Regions from separate parts of the Homo sapiens genome. Here region 1 is linked to region 2. The links are chromatin contacts, found by Hi-C or POLR2A ChIA-PET in ENCODE. All regions are on one chromosome and are shown on one strand. Each heading gives the region's core, a stretch centred on a gene start or an enhancer-like site at or near the end of the contact. The rest is flanking DNA. Distances are from core to core; before and after follow the strand shown. Region 1 overlaps TCF7L1 (transcription factor 7 like 1). Region 2 holds the start of LINC01964 (long intergenic non-protein coding RNA 1964).

Region 1 (2,841 bases), core at 86-2,585, 200 kb before region 2:
AAAATAATTGGAAGGGGATGAAATACTAATGTAAGCAAATCAATATTATAAATACCAATCTGAGAAGTCATAAAACACAACAAAAGAATACTTGTATTATTGAAAGTTTCAATATGGATAAGCCGTAAGGCATGCAGAGCATGCTCAACAGCTCCACACTGCCCCCTGGTGGTTCCCAAGTCCCCACCGGAAGCATGCTGGACCAATGACCAGCGGGAAACAAAGGCCCTGGACAAGGATACCTGCTGCACTGAAAACCCCAGGAGCCGGTGACCTGGTGGGCCAGACAACAAAGATCCTCCTGGGCTGGGCATCAAGCCGTCAAGGAAAATCTCTGGGTTCCACTCCCATTTGTTTGCAGAATTTGAGATAAAGAAGTTATGAACTCAGTAATGAGTTAACTACTTTTAGTCTCTCATGTTGGCAGTGGCCTTTTCCCCCTTTAATTACCACAGGCACTTTTTAATACCCTGGTGGTGGGAAAGTAAATTAGTAAATCCTGTCTTGTGCAATTTGGAAGTATGTATCAAGTCTTCTGAAGGCTTACTGTCTCTAGGAATGCATCCTAAGGAAATAATTAAGGATGCAAGCAAAATATAGCTGCAAGGATGTTCACTGAAGAGCTGTTTATAATAGCTGAAAGATATTAAATGCCTTATGCTGCAATTATGATATCTGAATTTATGTAGTAGGTGGTTATTTACAGAAACAGAAAGGTGTTTACACTGTTAAGTGAAAAAGCAAGATACGAAACATGTATTTCCACCTGTGTAATGGGGAGTGCTTAAAAAAAGAAAAAACATGTATTGAATCCTACTTTTACTTGTAATTTTGTAAAACAGGTATCTTTATGTATGTGTTGAGAAATCTGGAAGAATATACACTAAGAGGTGAGTTGAACTTAATCTCTCTGGGAGACAAGATTATGGGTGTTTTTATTTTATTCTTTTGGCTAAACATACATTGATTTTAAAAGGTAAATGCAAATATATGCAATGGGAATCACTTTTTAATTAAAAAAATTAAATATATAAAAACACTCAAAAAAAAAAAACCCAGTAAAGTCTATATTCAAATCTTCAGCCTCTCATTTCTGAACTTCTGAGTGCTGTTTTATTTTGAATGGGGTCTTGCCCCTGACAACCTTCCCAACCGTTCCCATTAGGGCCTGGAAAAATGTGACCTCAGCCGTTTGGAAGCCTTCAATGGTTCCTGGGCAACATACGCTGGGGCCAGTAAGTGCTGTGACTGCCAGCTGCACGAGTCCTTCCTTGGCTGAGGAAGGGTCCACTCTACAGCCCCGCCCTGGACACTCTCCTCCACTCTTTCCCTTCCAGAGGGATTCCCCTCTGGGGGAAGGTCTGGGCGCCAATTCAACCAGAGGAGACAACCCAGTCTGCTAGTTCTCAGATCTCACTGGCACCAGGGCTGCTGGGAGGAGCTTTAAAAACACTGATTCCTGTCTGCGTTCCCCATTATGATTTAACTCTTCCAGGGTGGGGCTTAAGCATCTACTTTTTTTTTTTTTAAGCTCCCAGGTAATATTAATGTGCGATCAGAGTGGTCCCCAAATGCTCACACCTACCCCTCCATAACTTTCTGTAGTTTCTACCCATTGTTTGGGCTTCTCTTTCAAAGATGACCTTCCTGGATCTATGGTCCTGTCTCTTTTACACTCTTCTTTCACAGCCCAGAGCAAGCATCCACCCACTTACCCATTAAACACTGTTTAGTGCTACTGTGTGCCAGGTTCATGGTTCTCCCCTACCTAAATCCTTGCCTAGAATACATATCTTCATTCCGGTGGATCCATTATAAGGCTCAAGGTGGAAGTTTCTGGTAAAAATGGAGAATCTATAACCTGACAGCAGCCCTCATAAATTAGCCATCACAAAGTGAGACAGGAAATGCCCACACAAGTTTCCTGATGGTTTATTGGACAAATTCAATATCATAACCCATATGCCATAAACACTCCTAACGGCGTTAGCACATTACATGCCTTCTTTCTGGGTTGGGAGAGGGGCTGCAACACATTCCCCCAACTCTCCAATCAAATCCAGGGCTTGGTCTTTATGGAATTTCAAGCATCCAGGCTAGGCTAGTTGGGTTAGGGAGGAGGGTACATTTCAGAGCACAAAGGCTCTAAAAACATTTCTCAAATCCCCTGTCACTTCCTGACTGACCTAGTAGAACACCAATTCTAGGCATAGCCTGTGCATGAAGTTGGTTACAGAACTTAACTTTCACAAGCAGCTGTTTGAGGACCGAGACTGGGTGGTGATCAGGTCTTGTTCAGGCCTGATGATGACCTGAAAATTCCACATCTTTGCCACTTCCTTCCTGAGCCCCCAGTTCCTATCCAGACTCTGAAACCCAATCACTGACCAGGTGACAACTCCATCTCATGTCCGAGGATTTGTGATGCATGCACAGCACCAGACTGGGTAGGTGTGGCCCATTTGAATACTTTTTTGTAAGTCCACTGGCCAAATTCTCATTTGATCCACCTTGATTTTCCATATTCCATTCTATCCATTCCTGGAGGTCAGGAGTACTCACGTAGTCACTCAGATACACGCTGAATTAAACTCCAAGTCATGGTTCAAATGGGTCATTGATTTCTTCCTCTTCAATTTCCATTTTTCCCTTCAAAGAAGGAAGAATGGGCAGGAAAAATCAGTGCAATTGGCTGGAGACCCACAGTTGGATGGGCCCTGTGCTGAGGCCGTCTCTCCCTTACAAGCTCTTTACAAAACCGTCAAACCCCCACTGTCAATGCCTCCACTCCCTCCAATCATTCGGCCCACTGCCACCTGCCTTCCACGTCACTGGCCCTGT
Region 2 (2,782 bases), core at 160-2,659:
AAAAATACACAAAAAATTAGCCAGGCGTGGTGGTGCGCGCCTGTAGTCCCAGCTATTCAGGAGGCTGAGGTATGAGAATCGCTTGAACCTGGGAGAAGGAGGTTGCAGTGAGCTGAGATCGCCCCACTGCACTCCAGCCTGGGCGACAGAGCGAGACAGTGGTGTGTGCCTATAGTCCCATCTACTTGGGAGGCTGAGGTGGAAGGATATCTCCAGGCTGGGATGTCAAGGCTGCAGTGAGCTGAGTTCGTGCCACTGCACTCCAGTCTGGGCAACAGAGCGAGACCTTGTCTCAAGGGAAATAAAAAAAGAAATCAATTCAGTAACAAGGTAAACTGCCAACCCAATTAAAATATGTACAAAATAGACATTTCACCAAAGAGGATATACAAATAACTATAAGCACATGAAAGATGCTCAATATAGTCAATTTGGAAAAGCAAATTTAATCCACATTGAGAACCACTACACACCCATTCAAACTGCTATAATGAAAAGAACTGTTGAGATTAGGCCAACTACCAAGAATCTCTATTTCATATACATTTGGGAACTGAGGAAATGCCCACTGCTCAATGGACATATTCTGAGCTGGAGTTTAGCCAGAACTCCATTTATACCTAGTCGCTATATGCTCTTATTCCGTTTTTTTGTTTTTTGTTTTTTGTTTTTAGAGACAGCTTCTTGCTCTGTGGCCCAGGCTGGGCTGGAGTACCCTGACATGATCATAGGTCACTGCAGCCTTGAACTCCTGGGTTTAAGTGGTCCTCCCGCCTCGCCTCCTGAGTAGCTGGAACTGCGGGCGTGCACCACCACACCTGGCTAATTTTAAAATTTTTTGTAGAGATAGGTTCTTCCTATACTGCCCGGGCTGGTCTCCAACTCCTGGCCTCAAGTGATCCTCCCCTCTTAATCTCTCAAAGTGCTGAGATTATAGGTATGCGCCACTGTGCCCAGCCTGTATGTGCCTAATTCTAACAGGGGCCATGATTACACTTGGGATCTAAGGTTATTCATATCTACTATAAGTCTGTGTCTAATTGTCCTCAAGATGTTTAGTATTTTTTTTCCCCAGTGCTCAATTACCCAAGTAAATAGTCTTAGGTCCCTTTGAGGGAAGGCCTGAAGGAGTCATTACATGTTCAATTGCCACGTGTCGCAGGATTCTTCCTGCTGGAGTTGCAGGCGCTGCTTCAATCAGTGGGTTCTGGGTTCAAAAACTGACCCAGTGTAGAAACTGGGCAAAGGAGAGCGACTTTTTATTGGAGCAACTATCCTCAGCTTCATCATCACCCATCCTTGATTTCTTTTGATGGTTCAATTTGAATAGCACTCTGTTGGCTAATGCAAGTATTTCGCCGTTTGTTTATACCAAGTTCTATTAACCATCTCCAGAAGTGTCTTCTGAACTGACCGTTAGCGCCACTCCCACCGTGCTGCTCGCTACGATAATCGCGCCACCACTTGTCCTCCGTAGCTCTGGAGTCCTGGCCTGCCGGTTGCTAACTGGGCCACTTTACAGAGGCAGAAGCAAGCTCAGGGAGGGTAAACAGGAAGGGTAACTAATTTTCCTGGGATTACACAGTCGGTAAATAATGGAGGCAGCATCGACCCCAGGCAGTCTGGCCCCAGACACCACACTTTTACCCAATTCCCACAGCTGCCTGGAAAATAAATAGAAATCAAATAGATGTTAACAAGGACCTTTGGGAGTTGTCCGGCGTTTGGGCAACGGATTGCTTTTCTGTTTCATGTTAGTCCACCGCCCTCACGTGGCCCCGTCCTGAACTTCACCCTTGTTTGGTCCCAAACTGTAAAGACCCTCACGGTGCTGGGAAACACAGCCCTGCTGGCCTCGGACTGCAGGACAGAATCCTTACCCCTCCTGGGCCTCCGTTGTGTTCTTTCCAAAATGGGATAATGGTAGCAGGTTAATGGAAATAATTAAATAAAATAGTCCATCTAAATTCCTGGATCGAACGAAGGGTCCAATAAACATTAGCTGTGCTGTTGTAGTGCTCAGTGCCTCTCTCTCAAAAGCGGGTGGCAACAGACACCCTCACACCTTCGCTGTAATGAGAGCTCTGCAAAGCCAACTGCAAATATTAGGAATCAGTGTCCTCACGAGGCCAACCCCTTTCCAAGGCTGCTTGGAAAATGCTTTGCTAGACTAGCTTGGATCTTGCTGGCTTGACTCAGATCACAGTTGAGCAAATGTGCAGAAGAGGAAGAGATGAGGGAAGGCCTGGCTCAGTGTGCTCAGAGCTTCGATTTTGAGACTGTTCGGGAGGAAAAGTTCCTCACCAGACAGTGCTCTGCTACTCTTAAAGCTAGAAGGACAGAAAGATTTCTCCACAGTTGGGGTCATGGAAATGTGTATTTTCTCCAAACCTTTTTTTCACTGAACCAGTTGTTGGAGCCTTCCATTTGAGACCTTGTGATGCCTTCATGGACATTATTTCTGCTCATCCACACAGCCAGCAGGGACTTGTGCAGCAGGAGGGGCAGGCTCAGAGTTAAGCAGCTGCTCCAACGTCACACGGCTAGCCTGGGCCTGATCTGGAGCTTGTCCCAGATCTGGAGCTTCCCAGGTTTGGACCTGGGTCACTAGAGCAGAGCCTCCTTGCCTCTTCGTGGATATGGAGCCAATTCACTGTGGCCGATCACCAGCCTCACAGACTAAGGGGGCAGCCCTGCCCCTGCCTACGCCCCTACCACTGCTGAAGCCATCTCCTTGCCGACAAACACAAGCAGAAACTTCTCAGGATCTGCTGCCTCTTGT

What was found. A loop is a pair of places that touch in the nucleus more often than their neighbours do. ChIA-PET counts read pairs that join two places held with the same protein, here RNA polymerase II (POLR2A). Pooled maps may share reads with other maps.
Region 1: a pooled map shows a loop between it and region 2 (2.9-fold over the local background). The contact joins the enhancer-like site here to the promoter of LINC01964 in region 2. A Hi-C loop is called at or near these places in 1 of 168 maps with a recorded cell type or tissue (GM18951) and 5 of 50 pooled maps. POLR2A ChIA-PET finds 5 or more read pairs at or near these places in 3 of 52 experiments (Caco-2, PC-9 and activated CD4-positive, alpha-beta T cell).

What each region holds. Positions count from the first base shown.
Region 1 is chr2:85,263,980-85,266,820 of GRCh38, reverse strand. All of the region lies in intron 3 of TCF7L1 (transcription factor 7 like 1), which reads right to left. Among named protein-coding and RNA genes, the nearest start is that of TGOLN2, 63 kb to the left of the region's middle. Within about 2 kb of position 1,335, at least 10 of the 41 ENCODE cell types and tissues checked have a DNase peak (open chromatin) inside an H3K27ac peak, as active enhancers do.
Region 2 is chr2:85,065,974-85,068,755 of GRCh38, reverse strand. It overlaps LINC01964 (long intergenic non-protein coding RNA 1964), which reads left to right and starts at 1,409. Exons shown (of 2, transcript NR_146453.1): 1 at 1,409-2,782.